Linked DNA regions of Homo sapiens: region 1 is linked to region 2. A link is an interaction called in ENCODE POLR2A ChIA-PET data of the cell type or tissue named here. Cell type or tissue: endothelial cell of umbilical vein. All regions are shown on one strand.

Evidence for each region. Peaks named below come from ENCODE experiments on the same cell type or tissue, not always from the same donor. Only the 100,000 strongest peaks of a DNase experiment are listed, where the experiment ranks them.
Region 1: POLR2A ChIA-PET joins it to region 2 with 5 read pairs; 2 of 35 experiments call an interaction of 5 or more read pairs at or near these places.

The regions. Positions count from the first base shown.
Region 1 is chr7:15,889,373-15,894,372 of GRCh38, forward strand. No RefSeq gene overlaps it. Among named protein-coding and RNA genes, the nearest start is that of LINC02587, 200 kb to the left of the region's middle. In endothelial cell of umbilical vein, a CTCF peak has its summit at 336; a DNase peak (open chromatin) is centred at 2,069.
Region 2 is chr7:15,754,087-15,759,086 of GRCh38, forward strand. The region is part of intron 2 of LOC105375167 (a long non-coding RNA gene); the gene reads right to left. Among named protein-coding and RNA genes, the nearest start is that of LINC02587, 68 kb to the left of the region's middle. In endothelial cell of umbilical vein, no CTCF peak of the experiment used is centred here; no DNase peak of the experiment used is centred here.

The DNA.
Region 1 (5,000 bases), 140 kb after region 2:
ATCAATAACTTGAAAGAAGCAATCAACTTGGGAAAAGATGCATATACATGCCTACTCCTACTGCTTGCAAGGGCTGGAAAAGGAGTATAAATGGAAATCAACATATGACAGTCTAATATTTAAAAGTTCTAACTTGAGCTGGCAAACTCTTATGTAACAGGTTTTATCCTCTTACCTTAATATATCTATCTGCAGAGTGATCTAGGAGGGCAAACTCACAGTTCACACCCGAGTGTAGATGTGTGAGGAGGCCAAGCCAAAGCCTTCTGACCTCCAGATTCCCAGTCTGGCTCCTCTCCACCCACCAGAAGGTTACCCAGTGCACACCCTTGTGGACTGTCCAGATAAGGCATCTGAGCTTTGTTCCTATTTCCATACGCAGCTTCCCCTGAGCCATCCTTGGGTCTAGTGAGGAACATGTCAGTGTGATCATCTGGAGGGTGAGCCAAAAGGTGGACTTTGGTGGGCGTGTTGTTTCAGCCCCACCCAAATCCTTGCTCTTTGGAAGAAATGTGGCCAGAGGCACAGACTCCTTTAAGTAAATCTGAGCATAGTAGAGTGGGCACACCCATTTTATTCGCTACTGAAGTTTCATTTCACTACTTGCCTTAGAGACATGAATTTTGTACGGGGCCACCATGGTTGCAATAGTGGCAGATCCTGAACGAACCTCTTATTTCCTCAGCCACCTTGTGTTCCCCCAGCACTTGGCTGAGATGAATGTGATATTTTCACAAGGAAACAAAAAAGGAACAACAAAACTAACAAACAGATTGCAAAAGCATAGAAATGGATGTTGATCTATCTCAGATAATGTTTTATGGCTAACGTGTAGAAATATATTAGTGAAACAGTCAAAACCTAAATAACAAGAGGAAAAGAACACATACTCCCACAAGCAGGCACACACACACACCCCTACCAAAATTATATACAGTTGAATTAGAAATGCTTCAGAAAACATTTATTCATAATGGTTAAATTTATAAAACACTATATCCAGTAGTCACTGCTCTAAGGGCTCTACATGAGTTATTTAATGCTTACATGTCATTTTCTTTTCTTTTTTTTTTCTTTTTTTGAGACAGAGTCTTGCTCTGTTACCCAGGCTGGAGTACAGTGGCGCTATCTCGGCTCACTGTAACCTCCACCTCCCAGGTTCAAGTGATTCTCGTGTCTCAGCCTCCCAAGTAGCTGGGATTGCAGGCATGCACCACCACACCTGGCTAGCTTTTTTTTTTTTTTTTTTTTTTTTTTTTGTATTTTTAGTAGAGATGGGGTTTCACCATACTGGCCAGGCTGGTCTCGAACTCCTGACCTCAGGTGATCCACCCGCCTTGGCCTCCCAAAGTGCTGTAATCCTCCAAAGGGATTACAGGAGTGAGCCACTGCGCCGGCCATTTTCATCTCCATTTTAGAGATGTGGAAACTGAGGATCAGAGAGATTAGGGTAAAAAGATTGTTACATTTACTTGCTAGGGAGTGGCATAGGCAACATTCAAATCCAGACAGTCTGGCAGTGGAGTCCACAGGCCTGGCCAGGAGGCTATGCTGGGTAGGTCTACTATGTGTTAGGCATTTTATGAGGTGTTTTATATAGATTAGCTAATTCAAACTGTGACATAGGTATAATTATCTCTGCTTGACAGATGAGAAAACAGAGGTTAACTAATTTGCCAAAATTATAAAACTAGTAAATGGCTAAGCTGGATTTTACTAACTTGCCAAAGTTATATAACTAATAAGTGGCTGAGCTCGGTTTTAAAACTTGATTAAATTATGTTCAGGACACATTGCCTATGAAGGCAACATGTAATATTTTAAAGAATTAAAAATAATTTTCTTTTCATTTTTGATTTACACATCAAGGAATAGGATTCAAGTATCTGAGCTTTTTTTTTTTTTTTTTTCCCATGGTGCTCCTTGTCCTTTAACAATGCCTGATAAATGAGTCATTACCATACCTCACTACACACAGGGGAGATGTGATTTAATTTCCAGTCTATAGCCAACACCAAACCTGGGGTTTTGAAGGGTGCATTACAACTGGCTTTAAATGTACTTGATTTTTCTCCAGGAGAAAAAAAATCTTCTTAGACATAGAAAGAAATATATCCATTAAGTATCAAACACTATTTCATTTCTATGTAAATCTATGGATAAGATAACTTAGTGATTTCATATTTCCCTGTGAATGCAATAAAATCTGATGGAAACCAAAGAAAAAATATCTACACCAAATCTTTCAATATGCATTCCTCAGTACATTCCAGAGCTTGGAGCACATGCAGGAAAGTATGGAAAAAATGACTGCCTGTGTTCTTCTACTTAGATTTAATTTTCCTTTTGAGCCTTTAGTGTGAGCATAGGTGTGGTGTTTTATTGTACATTTGTCACATGTTTCCAAGTTGCCACTGAATTAAGCATGTGCTTCTTGAATATAAGAGGAATTGAAACAGAAAAATTTCTTAAAGGAACCATTGCACTCTCTGTTCCTAAATAGAGAAATATCTGCACATTTAAGCATAAAATGGAGAGACTTTTATGCTTGCAACCATACTCACAATGCCCTACTTTTATAATAGTGGGTCTTACTCGAAGAAACATTCATTAACTAATTATTGTGGTTAAATTATGCTTCAGGGTCTTCACAAAAAAAAATCCACTTTTCACAGATCTTGAAATCCTGGAAGTTCTAAAAAGAAAGTAGTTCCACAAATGGGAATTGCCAGTAGCATTTAAGGGCTGGTGATTAGAAAAAGAAAAGCAAATACAATCATAGGTAACTCCATGACTCTTTTAAAATAGAAAAGTCTCTCTGGCAGGGCGCAGTGGCTCTCGCCTGTAATCCCAGAACTTTGAGAGGCCGAGGCGGGCGGATCACCAGAGGTCAGCACTTCAAGACTAGCCTGACCAACATGGCGAAACCCCGTGTCTACTAAAAATACAAAAAAATTAGCCGGACGTGGTGGCGCATGCCTGTAATTCCAGCTGTTTGGGAGGCTGAGAGAGGAGAATCGCTTGAACCACGGAGGCGGAGGTTGCAGTGAGCCGAAATTGTGCCACTGCACTCCAGCCTGGGCAACAAGAGCAAAACTCTGTTTCAAAAAAAAAAAAAAAAAAAGAAGAAGAAGAAGAAGAAATATTAAAATAGAAATGTCTGTAACATCTCTCCAATTGAGAATGCAGTATCAGTATGGGTCTACGTTTACTAAGCATGCCAACATTGTTGCTGTTCTGTGTGACTATTAATGGATGTGTTTCTCTCAACCGTATTATAAATGTCAATGTATATCGTCACAAGATTTATCTGTGCTGTTTGGTTAGCTTTTGGAACTTGACTTTCCAAGATTGCTTCAGCAATGAATGGGAGGCACATGGTGAGAATGGACCCCACACAGCTTTTGGTACCAAAGCCTGGGCACAGCCCACACATAGCAGGAAGCTACTCTCACATATTTGGCAGTCCTGCTGGGGCATGGAGCCATGGGCAACCTGGCTGCCCCAAGTCCTTCCCTAAATGAGAGGGTCTCCTTGGAAGTATGCAAGCCAACATCTCCAGTGGCAAAGCTTAGAAATAAATTCTTGGAGCAAAAGGAGATGAGAAGGAAAACAAACACATTGCAGTCTCTTAGCCGGCATCAACAGTGGGTGAAGAAATCCTTTAACTTGGTAGTTTGGAAACAGGGGCATTCAAGGTGAAGAATATTTTTCTATTGTTCAGTGATTGAATTCTGTCCTGCTTTGATTTGTGATTTATAGTGTACTGTGTTTTTTATTGCTGTTGTTTGTGGCTTTTTTTCTTTAAGAAACAAAACCACATCCAATAGGAAATGACAATAGACGATTACCTTCCAGATTTTAATAAAGTTATGCAGAGGGTATTTCTAATGAACTTTAAAACATTTTATGGAAGGACATACAATATCTTAAGAATCTGCTATGTGCTAGACAGTAGGTTAAGTGTTTAACAAATTATTTCATTTGGTTCTCATAATTAAACTGATAAAATATTTATTTTTATCTCTGTCTTGTTGATGTAGAATTTAAGGTACAATGAAGTAAACTGACAAGCTCATAGTCATCCAGCCACAAATGTGATTTTAGGAACTCAAACTTCAGCTCTACCTTTGTTTGACAAAGAAATCCATTCTGTGTTACCACACTATAAAGCAAATTGCATACATTTTCTCCTCATTTTTAATTACTAATTTTGTCACATAAGAATATCTTATACAAAATATGAATTTAGGTATTTTCCAGAAATCTCCATTGTCAATTGTATAATTTTATTTTAACAGGATTTCTTAGAGATATGTTTTCAACCTATCTGGTTACATGATTCAAATTGAACATTATTACACAGAATCAAAAAATAATTAAATTACAAGACTACCTAGGGAATGTCCTGTTCTGCAATGTCCATGGTCATCACTAGCCACATGTGGCCATTTAAATTTAAATGAATTAAAACTGACTTCTGGTTTCTGGTTCCACATGTAAGAAGCTTGGAAATTGCCACCCCATTCTAACAACACGTAAAAAGCTATACAATCAGAAAAATCAGTAACTCTTCTTGAATCCAAAAGAGAGAGGCAGGACACACAACAAACTGCTGCCCCAAGATTGGAAAGACAGTTGGAATACCAGCAGTCACAGCTTAGCACAACTGCCTCACAAGCAGAAACCTCCAAGGCAACCCAGGCTGGAGTAAGAAACCTAACTGTAATGAACAAATTGCTGAAGGCTTAGTGTGGAAAACTCCGAGAGCTAAAAACTCCAGGGGAACGCAGTGATTTGGGGGCCCTCACAATTTTGTAAGATTTACGTCCAGGAGATTGACCAGGTTCTCACAATAAATATCAGAGAAAAATCCCTTCATGGTTTCCATAGGAAGAGGAAAATAAACCATTCTGAAATTTGCCAAAGCATCCTGTCCTTAATAAGGCCTGCCCTCAGAAGAAACTAGTTAACCACAGCCTAACATGCTGGGTTTTTAT
Region 2 (5,000 bases):
AATCAGAAAGTTAGGGAAACTACAAATGGAAAAGATACAACATGTCAACCAGTATAACATCGTACAAACAAAATTCCTTCTTAAAATTTACTTATACTTTATTTTATTATACCTGACATCACCACAGTAGCATCATTATTCTTTAATCACAGAGTAAGAATATTTGCCTTGCTTAATGTTTAATATAATATTCAGTTTTATGTTTTCTTCCTTCCCAGAGTTGGAGGAAAAAATGAAGAGAAATATTTTGGCTGCATAATTCTCCTCCCATCCCTGCCTATGCCAAGTCTTTTCTTTTTAGTTCTGAACTATTAACTCTTAGTGCAGAGAGCATTACTAAGCTAAAAGGGACTTTCCTCAACAAGGAAGAAAAAGGAACAAAATATTTTGTCATTCACTGGAAAGGGGATAAAGGAAAGTTACCCAAACTGTGTTCTTCTCTCCTTAAAGATGGCCAGCACCATGATCCTCCTTATTATCCTTTACCTCCCTACAAACTTTCTTGTCAATGACTGTCACTTCTCAATGATTTAGCAAATACACAAGCAGCTCATAGTATATAAACAAGCAGTATAGTATATGAACAAGCAGTTCACAGTATATAGTCTATTGTTCTAAGAGCAGGATTTACAAAATTAAAATTCTGTAATCTCAATCCTACAGTTGTTGCGGACACAAATGAGAAACAGGTACTATGTAAAAAGCATTTTGAAGAACAATGCACACGGTGCAATGGACATATGAAAAGGCTGGGTGTGGTGGCTGTAATCCCAGCAGATTGGGAGGCCAAGGCGGGTGGATCACCTGAGGTCAGGAGTTCGAGACCAGCCTGGCCAACATGGTAAAAACCCATCTCTACTAAAAATACAAAATTTGCTGGACGTGGAGGTGTGCGCCTGTAATCCCAGCTACTCTGAAGGCTGAGGGAGGAGAATCGCTTAGAACCTGGGTGGCAGAGGTTGCAGTGAGCCGATATTGTGCCACTGAACTCCAGCCTAGGAGACAGAGCAAGACTCTGTCTCCAAAAAAAAAAAAAAGAAGAAGAATAAGAAGAAGAAAAAACATTAATTCTCTGAGAGTATAAAAAGGATGCAGTAAAAGAGGACTTGAGGTTTGGCATGAGTTATGACTTGAAAAAAATGACTAGAAGGAACTCGTCAGTGGAGCTGCCAAACCAATGAACGCAGTATGCAAAAACTAGATGGTGTGAGTGAGTGTGGCATGTTTGGCAAGCAGTGCTAAGCCATAAAATGAATACCATAAGATCTTTGATTCATATTCAGAAAAAATTAATCTGGAACTATGGAGAGCTAAAGTAATAAATGCAACCTCAATAAAGTTTACATTTCTAAAAGTTTATTCATCTTATTGTTTCAGATCTTCAGCAAAGATAGAATCTAAAATATTTAATTAACTCTAGATGATTGGTGACCATATCTAATATGAAAAACAAAGGCAAGAGAAGCACTTCTGAAATGGTGCTTCTGAAATGGTGCTTCTGAAATGGTGCTCTAAATGGTGCTTCTGAAATGGAGCACTTCTGAAATGGTGTTCTAAAAATTCTTTATTTCATAAAACAAATTACAACAAAGACAATCAAAATAAACTTTTACAGAATTCTGGAAATTAACCAAAGGCTTACAACAATACCACTAGGGGAACTTATTTAAGGAAAATGGCTGAATCTCATTAAGAACAAAGAACTCTGACATTTTAGCCTATCGTCATCCCTCTTTCTCCAACTCTGTGGTAGCCTTAAAAACCAATACCCTTGTAACCATGGTACCTGTGAAAACCAGCAGTCTACCAGCCAATGTAGATAACAGAAATGGTTGGAAGCACCCCAAATAACCTGTACCACTAAAAATTGCCACTATTTGACTAGTCTGGCAGCCTCCTAGAAGAGCTTTGATCTTAGGGCTTGTGTTTACTCGAGATGACTAAAAGATTGCTATGTGTGAACAGTTTTATTGCCAAGTTGTCTGTTGGAAACAATCGGTGACAAATGTTTAATATTGTATTGGCCTGAGCTTGTCATACCAGTTGGGTTACCAAAGGCTGATGAAAATACTTAGAAGAAATTTGGAATGAAATGTCCATGGGGGCTTTGAAAGTTCCAACATATTCCTGGGAATCTAGAAGGCCATGTCCATGTGCAGGGCTACGTGCATGCCCAGAAAAGACCTTAGAGGCCTTATCCTCTCACTTCTTATTTTGAGGCTTTACAAATCAGGAAATAAAGACTTAGGCAGAGTTATAAAATGCCTGTCAAGACATTAAGAGCATGTCCCAACACACACACACACACACACACACACCCTTGGCAAAGGCTGAGAGATTCATTTGTTTCATGCATTTAATGAAATCCCTGTCCAACCATGAGCTGACTAGTGCACTAACTTAGCAGAGACTTCAGTGGCCACATATGACAAAGAATACAGGCTTTACAGAATTAGTTCAGGAAAGCCAATAAATAAATAGCAACAAAAACAAACCAGGGACAGGGGTAGGAGTTGGTTTTAAGAGAGCTCACATTATATTATCTACGATACTCAATTAATAACATAAAAGAAAATGAGACATGCAACAAAGCAGGAAATTATTGTCTTCACATAGGAAAAAAAAAAAGCAGCCTATAGAAAGTGTCCCTGAGGAAACCATAAACATGAGACTTACTAGGCAAGAACTTTAAAGAAGCTGTTATAAATATACTAAACAACTAAAAAATCTGTGTCTAAAGAACTAAAAGAAAATGTGAAAATGATAACTCATCAAAAAGAATATCAACAAAGCGTTAGAATTTAGTTTTAAAAATTAAGAAAAATTATGCAATTGAACAGTACGACAAATGCACTGAAAAATTCACTAGAGCCCAAAAGAAAATTTAAATTTACAGAAGAAAGAATCAAAAAGCTTGGAGAATGTCAGTTGAGATTATCCAGTGTGAGGAACAGACAGAAAAAAAGGAGGAAAATGAACAGAGCCTCAGCATCCTGTGGGACACCATCAAGCAAAGGAATGTACTCATTGTATTCATTTTCTGTTGCTGCTATGATAAATTATGTCAAATTTAGTGACTTCAAACCACACAAATTTATTATTTTACAGTTGTAGGGGTCAGAAGTCTCACTGGGCTATAGCCAAGGAGTCTATTGGACGGTATTCCTCATGCAGACTTTAGGGTAGAATCTGTTTTTTGTCTTTTCCAGATTTTAGAGGCTGCCTGAAATCTCTGGCTAGTGGGTAAACATCAGCTTGACCTCGGCTTCTGTCATAACATCTCTGACTCTGACCCTTCTGTTTCCCTTTTACACTTTCAAAGACTCTTGTGGTTATATGGTGCTCACATAAATAATTCAGAATAGCCACCACATTTTAAGACTCTTAACTTAATCTTATTTGTAAAGCACCTTTTGCCATGTTAATTAACATATACACACCCTCTGGGTATTACAACATGAAAGTTTTTTGAGGAGTCATTATTCTGTCTACTTCATACATAATGTTCCTAAAAGAGTGCAGAGAGAGTAAAGGGCAGAAAGGATATTTGAAAAAATTGTGGTTGTATGCGTCCCAAGTTCAAAGAAAAATGTTAATATGCAATTAAATAATCTTATTAAACTTGAAGTAATATGTATATGTAGACACATGGTAGTCAAAAGAGAGACTTTCAAAAGCTGCAAAAGAAAAGTGACTCATGATGTACAAGAAAACCTCAGTAAGTTTAATGGCTGGCATTTTATCAGAAACCATGAAGACTAAAAGGCAATGAAATGACTTCTTCAAGGTGCTGAAAGAAAAAAACACTGTTAAACAAGATTTATTTATATACCAAAAGCATCCTTCAAAAACAAAGAAAAAATTAACACATTCTCAAATACCAAAATGAGGAGACTTCATCATTAGTAGACTTGCCCTACAAGAAATACTAAAGAGAGTTTGTGAGGCTGAAATAAAAGGACGCTAGACAATGAAGTGCTTCAACATGAATAAACTAAAGCACTGGCAAAGGTGACTACATAGATTAAATAAAAGTGACAGTGTACGCTTTTTTTATTTGTAAATCTTTTCTTCTATTGGATTTAAAAGATAAGGGCATAAATTAATAATTATAAAACTGTGTTGATAAGGTTATAATGTATAAAGACGTAATTTTTAAGACAATTGTAGCACAAAGGCAGGGGAAAACATACAGCTATATGAGAGCAAAGCTTTTATATAATATTAAAATTAAATTAATATTAATCTGAATTATATAATTTAAGATGTTAATGTTTATCTTTAGGGCAGTCACTCAGGGAATAAGTCCAAAAATAACAATAAAATAAGATTTTTAAAATTATATATTAGAAAATATCTCATTAACAAAAAAGAAAGCAGTTATAGAGAAACAGAGGAACAAAAACAAAAACACAAAAAACTACATAAGACATACAGAAAACAAATAACAAAATGATAGATTTAAATTTAATTCATCACTGATTATATTAAATATAGACTAAGCTCTCCAACAGAAAAATAGAAATTTATAGAATGGATTTTTAAAAAATATTTTCTACAAAAGACACATCGTATATTCAAAGATCAAAAATAGGTTGAAAGTAAAGTGATCAAAAAAATACCACATAAACAGTTAACACAAAAGAGCTCAAAGAATTATTTTAAAATCAGACAAAATATTATTTAAGAAAAAAAGTTACTAAAGACATACCAAAGTACTGTATACCGATGAAAGAGTCAATTCATCAGGATAAAACAATTACAAACATATTTCCATTTAAGAAAAAGATCCCAAGTATATGAAACAAAAACTCACAAAATGAAAGGAAAACAATTTGACAATAATACATAGATACTGCGATACCACTTTTAAAAAGGGATAGATTAGTAGGCAGAGCACCCAAAAATAAAAAAAAAGACTTGAACAAGACTATAAACCAACCAGACATAACAGACATCTATTAAATATTCAGATCAGTAACGTCAGAATACACATTTTC